2 separate regions of the Homo sapiens genome follow, and region 2 is linked to region 1. Evidence: chromatin contacts called from ENCODE POLR2A ChIA-PET data. All regions are on one chromosome and are shown on one strand. Each heading gives the region's core, a stretch centred on a gene start or an enhancer-like site at or near the end of the contact. The rest is flanking DNA. Distances are from core to core; before and after follow the strand shown.

What was found. ChIA-PET counts read pairs that join two places held with the same protein, here RNA polymerase II (POLR2A).
Region 2: POLR2A ChIA-PET joins it to region 1 with 21 read pairs in HepG2. The contact joins the promoter of SLC67A1-AS here to the enhancer-like site in region 1. POLR2A ChIA-PET finds 5 or more read pairs at or near these places in 3 of 52 experiments (BJ, HepG2 and RWPE1).

Annotation. Positions count from the first base shown.
Region 1 is chr11:2,727,880-2,734,969 of GRCh38, reverse strand. All of the region lies in intron 11 of KCNQ1 (potassium voltage-gated channel subfamily Q member 1), which reads right to left. Among named protein-coding and RNA genes, the nearest start is that of KCNQ1OT1, 31 kb to the right of the region's middle. RefSeq lists enhancers at 1-285, 3,053-3,222. Within about 2 kb of position 5,840, at least 3 of the 41 ENCODE cell types and tissues checked have a DNase peak (open chromatin) inside an H3K27ac peak, as active enhancers do.
Region 2 is chr11:2,902,325-2,904,824 of GRCh38, reverse strand. It overlaps SLC67A1-AS (SLC67A1 antisense RNA), which reads left to right and starts at 1,250. Exons shown (of 3, transcript NR_169305.1): 1 at 1,250-1,366; 2 at 2,116-2,241. It overlaps SLC67A1 (solute carrier family 67 member 1), which reads right to left. Exons shown (of 11, transcript NM_002555.6): 1 at 2,461-2,500; 2 at 1,336-1,611. The coding sequence starts at 1,479. RefSeq lists an enhancer at 859-1,360 and a silencer at 2,286-2,415.

The DNA.
Region 1 (7,090 bases), core at 4,591-7,090:
GCGGCCACTCCGGGGCACATGTGTCGCACTGGAACATGCTGCTGGCCCAGAAGCCTCCTGGAGACATCACCTCTGCGGTGGTCCCAGCCGGGGCCTGGGAAGCCACAGCCAGGCCCCAGCACAGGAGGTCATCCCTATTTCACAGTGGGGGAAACTGAGGCTGGAGGAGGCAGGAGGCCCATCCAACACGGTTTATGGCGGAGGAGCGGTGGTCTTGCCCTCGCTTCTGTCTACATAGCAGCTTCCAGGATTACCTCTCACCTCCCTGGCTGGCACTGAATGTGCCTGGGACCTGACTCATCTCTTCAGGAAGCTACCCCCGAGACCTGCTCCTACTCTCCAGTCCTTCAGGGCCTCGGAAAACCCCTGTTATCCCCCACCCAGCAGCCGCAGCAAGCATCCTGAGATCAGCCTCGACAGCCCCGCTCCCCACATCTGGCTCTCAGCCAAGGGGCCCGTCCTACCCTGCTCCCCACATTCTGCCCATCACCAAGGATCCCGTCCTGCCTTGCCCAGCACAGCTGGCTGCGGGGCCCCGGGGACAGTGCTCCCCCGACCTGCGGTGGCCGGGGGGCTGTGAAGCTTCCTCATTCAACCCATCCATTGCTCCCCTGCCTCTACCCTTGGTGCTCCCCGCCACCTCACGGAAAGTCCAGCCTTCTAGGCGCCTTTTGGCCACCCCTGCCCTGCTCTGCAGCTGGGCTCCGGCCTGAGGCCTCTTAGGACCTGACCCTCCCAATCTGCCTCTGGCCTGTGCTTTGGATGGTTCATTCGTTTATTCTTTGGACGTCCACCATGCACCTCTCACACACACCTGCGGGCCCTGGGGCCGGAGCAGGACCACCCCTGCCAGTGCTAGACAAGCTTGAAACTGTGCCTGTGATCAGAGGCCAGAACCACTAGAAAGGCAAGGCTGGGGCTGGGAGAACCGCAAGGTGGTCCTGATTTAGAGCGCGCAACTGCTCTGAGGAGGATGTTCAGGGGAAGCGTGGGTTGAGGCCTGAAGACTCAAGAGGATTAAGCAGGGAAGAGGAGAGCGTGTGCATGTTTCGGGGGTGGTGCGCCTGGCAGGGCAGGGGAACAGCGGGCGCGAAGGCCCTGAAGTGGGGGGGGAGAGAGAGAGAGAGAGAGAGAGAGAGAGAGAGAGTGAGAGAGTGTGTGTGTGTGTGTGTGTGTGTGTGTGTGTGTGTGTGTGGAAGGCCTGAAGTCCCCCTCCTGCCCGCTAGACCCCTCTCCACTGCCTCTGCCCTCCAGGAGGCTCTATAGCTTCAGATCTGAGGCCAAGAGGGCAGCACACTTGGCCTGGCTCCTCCCCCAGGGCTGCCCAGGCCTGGCTGTTCTTCCTCTCAAGGTGCCCACCGTGCCCGACTGTCTCCCTAGGAGCTGCCAGCAGCAACCTCGGGGGTCCCCTGCTACTCTTTGGGGTCCCTATGCTCTACCTGTATCTTTGCAACTAGAATGAGTCCCCCTCACTAGGGGTACCACCTATGGCTGCTGTCCCTGCCTGACACCGCCCAGGGAAGCCAAGCCGTGGGGAGGGCCTGGGCCAGCCTGTCTGGAAGGAAGCTGAGCAAAGGAGACTGAGGGTTTGTGGGAAAGTGAGGGTCGGGGTCGCAGTGAAGGAGGGCGAGTGTGGGGAGCCCCTGTGTTGAGTGCAGCTGAGAGGCCTGAGTGGGGTCAGTGCTGATGGAGGATGCCCCTTCCCTCTGGACACACAAAGGAGCACTAGGGAAGGCAGAGAGAGGCCTGGGGGTGGGGGTGGGGGTGGGAGTGGATCTCAGAGCTCAGGGCTCTGCTCTTCAGACCCCAGCTGCGGGGCCAGAGCCGTTCTGAGGGACACTGGAGACGTGCAAGGCTGGGTGATGCCTCCTATTTTACAGAGGGGGAAACTGAGGCTCCAGAAGGTAAGGGGCTGGCTCCAGGTGGAGGATGGGCTCAGGTGTGGCTGTGTCCCAGACCCCCTCTTCCCAGGACCCTGGCTGGCTTGCTGCCTGTGGGTGGTCACCAGCCCCCAGCAGGAGCCTCGAGTTTCTGGGCCTCCAGAGGGTGGGTGGGACCAGAGCCACCCCTGCCTCAGGCAAGATGGGGCTGGGGCCCATGGGGCAGGGGAGACCGCCAGGGCAGGGGTCCCCTCCCTGGGCCCCAGTGGGTGGGACAGAGGCCCCCAGGCTCCGGCTGCAAGGCGAGGCCTCGGTGGCGGCCACAATAAATATGTTTGTTCAAGGGAAGCCAGGCTGGGAGCTGTGTGCGCCGGCCCGGTGAGGAAGAAAAGGCCGCTTGTGCCTTGCACACTGGGGCGATTGTTCCTGCTCACGCAACTGCTGCCCCGTGGCCGGAAAGGTCAGACGGCCCTCGGGCCCCGTCGGAAGCACCGGTGCCTCGGGCCCCTTCGCTCGCGCCTGCTGTAACATTCGCCTGCGCTCCTCACTGCCCGGCTGCATCCACATCACCTCCAGGCCTTGGCACGGGGAGAGAAGGTACCAGGCAAGGTCTGAAAGATGGCCCAGCAAAGGCGAGGGAAGAAACGAAGCCAGGAGTCCCCTGCCCAGCCCAGGCGTCAGGAATAGTGTGGAAAGAGGAGGCCCCAGCTGGTGGCCTCAGCACCCTGAGGGAGTGGCTCTGGCCCCGAGGGTCTTCGCAGTGCCCACGGGGCAGCTTGTTTTGTGGACTATTGTTTGGATATTGGGGGATGCCAAGGTGAGGGTTGGGGAGAGGCCCAGGAGCACATGAGAGGTGCCAGCAATGCTCCTGAGGCAAGACCAAGCATCGTCCTCACCCACCAAACAGAAGGCTGAGAGGCACTGCCTGGCCGCAGCCCCGCTTCAGAGCAAATGGAGTCGACAGAGGCCACCACGCAGGCACTCCTGGCTCTCCCACAATTTAAAAACCCTAAAGGGCAAAAATCAGGAACTCAAGCCTGGTTTCCTCCCATTCCTCTGAAGGGGGAGGAAGGAACACAGGAGCCCACGGCTTGCAGGCCACACCTCGCTGGTCCCCTGCTGGCAAGGCGGCCTCCCTCTCCTCTCCTCTCTGCAGGAGACAGCTCTGTGAGATGGCTTCATCCAAAGGGCCCTCAGAATTGTGGTCCTGATGGTGAAGGCTGTGAGCAGCCGCTGCAGTGGTGTGATCAGACGCTCTAGCTGAGTGAGTTACCCACCACTGTCTTCCACCCGGAAGAGCTGGGAGATGGGGCCATAGGAGCCTCCTGGGTGGCTGGCAGAGGGGACAGGGACTCTGGACCAGCCCTCCCCTCCCTTGCTTCAGGCGCCTTTCTCTGGGCCTCAGGCCCTCCTGTGTGCGCTGCTGGGGGTGATTCTAGGAACCTGATCTCCATGACCACAGGGTCCCCCAAAAGATGGGTCTGTTCCGGAGGGCTTGCCTCAAGCAGCGAAGGGGACTCTGACATGGGAGGAAAGCCCTCTCCTGGGTGAGAACCTGGAGCCGCACCTCCTGTCCCGAGAGATGGCCGCCCTGGGTGTCCGCCTTCCCTGTGTCCGGTGCCCGAGTGGGCGTGTGGTGGGCGGCCTGCAGTGCTGGCTCCCTTTCCCAGGCCTCTCCCGCTGACACACAGCCGGAATGTGCCAGACTCACCAAGGCCTGAATTCCCGAGGGGTCTGGCATGCCGACTGTGGGACGAGGGCATTTGGGCATTGTTCTCTCCATGCAACAGTGGGGTGCATGGGCGGTGAGGCCCCTTGGATTCCGCCTGCCACCCTTGGCTTTATGAAGCTGCACCAGGTCTGACTCAGGCCTTGAGGAATTCAGCACCCCCTCGAGTGGGCACAGGGGACTGTACCTAGGGGCTGCCTCCCTCTGCCAGGCTGGGCAACGCAGCCCCTGCCGTGAACAGAGGTGCCTGGCTGCCCTCTCTTTCCCCCAGGTCCCTGAGGACCTTTGGGTCCAAGGTTGAGCTGTGAGGCCAAAGGAAGTGTTTGCTCCCAATGCAGGGCAACAAGGGCCTTCCTTTTCTATGAGCAAAGCTGGGCTCCCAGAGAGCGGCGGCTGGGAGGAGGCTGGGCCGGGGCTCTCATTTCTGTAGTTGGTTCAGCTGGGGGCAGCCTCTGGTCCATCTGGCCTGGTGCCCAGCCCTGCTTCTGGCCACAGCCACAGAGGCCTGCCACCAAAACGGCTCCAGCGTCTGTCCCCCATCCCTCCATTCTTCCCTCCTCTGCCCTTCGAAACCACCATTACTGAAGAACCCTGCGTCTCCCAGGGGCAGCCCCTCTTGGACCACCTGCAGCAGTTCATACCATAATCCGCCTCCCCCAGGGTAATGGGGCCTGGATAGGGAGACTCTGTGGCCATACAGGTCTCACCTCTGCACTGGATGCCTAGGGACAAAGTCCACCTGCCTCCTGGGGCCTCCCAGGCCCCCTGCAGTCTGTCTCTGCCAGACCCCACCACGCTGCTATTGACCGGCTCCTCCAGATCACCCCTGCACTCCCCATAAGAGAAAGAGGGAGGAAGGGAGGTTGTGAAGAGCGCAGGACAGAAGCAGAGACAAGGGGGCCGTGGGGAAAGGCCACAAGCCAAGGGAGGTGGGGCCTCCCTTTGAGCTTCCAGTGGGAACCAGCTCTGCTGGCTCCTTGAATGTAGCCCATGTCGGACATCTGACCTCCAGAGCTGTTAGATAATAAACGTGTCACTTAAAGCCACTAAGTTTGTGGGAATTCATTACAGCAGCCGTAAGAAGCTAAAATGGTCCCTCTCAAAACAGTCCTGAATCTACTACTTCCTCCTCGCCCTCCTGGTCCAGCTGCCATCCTCCGCCTGGACTAGTGCAGTGGCCTCCCTCCTGGTCTGCCAGGTCTGTCCCAGCCCCTCAGTGGTCCATTCTTGGCTCTGCAGCCAGAGTGACCCTGTTGCCATCTGCGCCAACCACACCGCACTCGGGGCCAGCCAGGGCTTCACGTGTCCTAGCTCTCGGGGTCCCAGCACATGGGTCTCCTTGCTGTCCTGCCAGCCTGTGGGCCCATCCCCACTTCAGGGCCTTTGCTGTGGCTGTACCCTCTCTCCACAATGCTCTTAGCCCTGACACCATGAGATTCACCTCGCTTTGGGGACACTGTAAGGTCCTCCACGACCCCATCCACAACAGGCCCCTTCCCCAAACCAGCCCTGCCTGTCTTTGTTTTCCCTTCCAAGCACTCTGTAGATAAATACTAAAGTGCAGCTGTCCCTCAGCACCCATGGGGACCTCCCGCAGGTACCCAAATCCACAGGTACTCAAGCCCCCGATACGAAATGGTGTGATACTGACATGGAGGCCACATACATCCTCCCATCTCCAGACCACTTACGATACCTAACAACACAAATGCTGCGTGACCCACTCTATTGTTTAGGGAATAACGACAAGACAAAAAGCCTGTACAAGTTCAGATGTTCAGCACAGATGCAACTTTCTTTCCAAACATTTTCCATCCACAGTTGGTTGAATCCATGGATGCAGAGCCCTTATACGTCTCCCATTGGTGGACATCCCTTTGGAATTTCGTATCAGTTTTGTATTGTCACTGCTGTCCCTGGCACCTGGAGCAGGCATTCAGTATTTGTGGAGTAAATGCCAACACATCTCACTTTAAGGACTTCACTATCTTCTTTCATTTAATCCACCTGGCAGTGCTACAATGTGGGGACTTTATTACCCCCATTGTATAGGTGTGGGCACCGAGGCACAGAGATTTGTCACGTCCAGGGCAGTCACTCGAGCCCGCAGCATGGCCTTAGCCCTGTGGCAGGGGGCTCAAGGGAGAAAGAGCTAGGCCAGACCAGCCCTTGCCCCTAGGCCTTGCTAAGCAGCTTCTCGGCAACAGGTCTGGACCCTCGGCCCCGGGAGAGCCCAGCTCATGGGTTCCTGGCCCGAGCGCCCTTTGTGCCCGCCTGGGGCAGGCGGGGGGTGGGAGTGTGCTACATAAACGGGCTATTGTTCTGTGACTACAGTTGCCAGCCCTGCATGCACAACAGCCCCTGTGTCTGCAGTGGCTCCCAGAACCAATCAACACCTTATCACGAGCATTAATCACCCCGCTATCTGCCCCAAATCAGGCAAACACTTCTGGGGACTTCAAACCCCTGACTGCACAGAAGTTTCTGTGTAATAATAGATTAAGTTTCTGGTGGTTCAGCAGCATCCACTGCGGCCGGCCCTCTGGGGTGCTGAGGGGCCAAGGGCTGCCAGGACCAGGAGGACGCTCTGCTCCGGCCTCAGCTCCTCCTGAGATGCTCCTCCTGCAGCTGGAGCCCTCAGGGACTTCCTGTCCCCCTGGCACTCTGGGCCAGCAGAACCCCATGCCCAACTGGCCACCCTGAGCCTCCGTCCTGTAGGCCAGCTTCTGGGAGGATGCAGTAGGCTCAGGCCCCGTGCCCTCACGCTCCCAAGGCCCGGCTCTGCTGGTGGGCTGTGCCAGAGTGTTTTAGAATCTCCTAGAGGAAGTGACCTGGACCCTAGTGGGCGGGAGGCTAGCAAGCCAGAGGCTGCAGAATTAGTAGGAAGCCAGCCTAGCTCTTGTCACCAAGCACCAACCCCCGGTTCTAGAGTCAAACGCTCGGTAGGTCCTATAGAAAAAGCAGCTAACCAGTTGGCGTTCAGCCGGCTGTGGTCCCCTGAGGGCTGGCGCCGGGTCAGGCATAGCACTGTGAACAAGAGTCCTGGCCCTGGCCTCAGAGCACAGCCACCTGGGGTCGGACTTACCCTACGAGGTGCCAGGAAGAGCCTTGGGAAGCCACAGAGAAGTCAGGGCAGAAGGGTGGGCGAGTGGCCGCTCCAGAGGTGGAGGGGGCAAAAGAGGTGAGGCCTGTGTGAGGGGAGGACAGAACCATCGGAAGTCCTGGAAGGGATTTGTGCAAAGGCCCTGGGCAAGAACACTCTGGAAGGAGCTGAAGGACGAGGAGAAGGCCAGAGTGGCTGGGGAGGGAGGAGGGGAACAGGGAGGCAATGAGGCTGGGAGGTGAGCGGGAGCGGTCACATGAACCTCACGCAGGGTAAGAGGGTTAGATTTTGCACCACATATGATGGAAATGAAGCGCTTTGACTAGCGCGGCCCCGGGGGCCATCAGATGCTCCCTCTGCCTCCACAGCAAAGCCCCA
Region 2 (2,500 bases), core at 1-2,500, 170 kb before region 1:
CCTCTCCTGCTTCCTTCCAGCCCTGCTCCAAGGTTGCCTTCTCTATGAGGAAGACCTCGCCCCCTTCCCACTGCAGCCCCTGTGCGTGTGGACCCCCAGCTCCGAGGGAGTGGGCTGTTGAGGATTTTTACACTCTGCAATATTTCAGGTTCTGACATCAGGGTCAGCTCCTGGGCACTCAGCACGGAGTTACTCCCCATGAGAGTCGATGGGTGGCTGAAGCCACTCCACCTGTGCTCTGTGCCCAGCTGTGGGAAGGGTTCTGACTTCTCATTCACTCTTCCCCGCACCAATCCTACAGGGAGGGACTGTTATTACCCATTTTATGATGAGAAAAGCAAGGCTCCTGCCCAGCCTTCCCCACGGGTAGGGAGGAGATTCAGGGCTTGGCCCCAGCCATTTAGCAGGAGTGGGCGGGGCGCCTGAGGCACGGCGGGGAGGGATCCTTAGGCTCACCCTCGGGCTGGGAGCCTCTGCCAGGCCCGGAATGGTGCCAAAGGCCCATCCCCACTCCCGCCTAGATGCCCAGGTCCAGGCTCTGAGGGCTGAGAGGAGGAGGGCAGCTGTCTGAGCCCACGCACGCCGGGCTTCCCAGAAGCAAACACAGGAAGGGCCGAGGTTGGCCCTGACTCTGCCTGAGCTTCTTGGTGATGTGAGACTTTGTTCCCAAGCCTCTCCAGACTTGGTGAATATAATTTAATCATTACTATTACAGCTTCCAGAGCCACACACTGTGGTATAGACTACTGAATGATACACTAAACTAACATGAATTTGCCAATGAAATGTTTCCGCATTTGGCAACAGAGATAATAAAATAAGACAGCATTCTATCTCTTGCAAGAAAAAGCTTGAGATCAATTTGCCGCCACAGATCATTTAGTGGACAACAAGGACCCAAGAAGATGGAGGGGAGAGATAGAAGCTGCGGGCAGGTGCAAGGAGAGCCTCTCTGAGGGGTGATCCGCCCAGAGCCACACCGGATTGAACAGCCCTTGGGGCAGGGACTCCAGAGGGCAAAGGCTGCCGGGTGAGAGGCAGGAGGAACAGCGCTAGGAAGGTTTGAGGAGGTGCTGCCCCCAGGAGGGAAGTGGGGTGGCTCCCCATGGCTTCTCCCGGGGCTGGCACTGAAGCTGGAGCACAGGATGTGCTGACGGGGGTCCAGAGGCAGAGTCCTTAACTTACTCAGCTTAAGCGTGGCATGAGTCCCAACTGGGAGGGGCCCTGGCAGCATGAAACCCCCACCCCCACTCTCTGCGACGGCCCAGATGGAGGGCAGGAGGAACAGCGGTTCAGCCCTGGCTGGGGCTGCAGGGGCTGGGGTGTGTTACTCACTGGCACGATGGAGAACTGCATGAAGAGGCAGGTAAGTTCTGTGGCGGCCAGCACGTAGGTAAGCAAGATGACCGAGGACCGGCCTAGAGCGCTCATCCTGCCGGGGGACCGGCCCTGGTCCCTGGGAGCCCGAGCTCCCTGCATCCTGGACAGGCGCAGCAGGGAGACCCAGGAGAGATCCAAGCAGGAGGCTGGCGGAGCAGGGGGCAAAAGTCCAGTTGATCCGGGCAGGGGTGCTGAGTCACTGGGTCCCAGGCAGCACCCGCCTGGCCTTGCCTGCAAGAGAGGACAGCACTGCAGGACCCCCTCCCCAGTGGAGCTCTCCTGCTACCTGGACCTTAGAGGACACATCAGGGGGTCCCCCTCCTCCACTTTTGACAGCTCTGGTCTCCAGGCACACAGCCTCCCGGGGAGGGGAGACAGGGACAAGCTGCTCCCCCCGACCCCTGCAGGTGGGCCAGGCTCAGTGCCTGGTTGCCTGACACAGGAATGTGCCATGCCCCACTTTTAGAGGGAGGCAGAGGCTCGGAGTGGTGGCTGAGTCCACCTCAAATCATCAGCGCCTTCTGTGGCCAGAGGGCTGATGTGGGTCCCTGTGCCTGGAGGCCCTCCGTAGGCCCACAGTGGCCCTGTCCCCAACACAGTGCAGCTCTCAGGGAAGGTCTACCTTCCCCTGTGGCCAGCAGCCAGAGCTCCAAGGGGCTTCTGGAATGGTCTTGCGTAGGGGAGACATAGCTCAGCCTTCCAGGCTCCCCAGTAGCTCTGCCTTACCTCCCACAGCGGAGTGCTGTCTGTCCCCACCCTTCCCCGCCCGGCCTCCAACTGGTGGGAACTGGATTTTGCGGCTGCAGAGGACTTCCCCAAATTTTGCCACATTAACAGCTGACTGCACATCTGAGCCCCGAGGTACCGAACCCAGGCTGGTGGGGTAGGGCGGGGAGACCCCTGAGGGTCCGGGAGCTGCGCCTGGCGCCCTCCCCCATCCCGGGATGCAGGGAGGCTGGGGGGAGCAGGGCAGCCGCAGCAGGCACGTCAGGGGCACCTCATTGGGCAGAGGTGCGACGCTGCGCCGGAGTTCGGGGTTCGGGGCTCAGAGGCCGCCCTCTCCGGAGTGTGCTCGAGTACCTGCCTTTGCAGGGGCGGGCTTGGGCACGGGTGCCGGTGG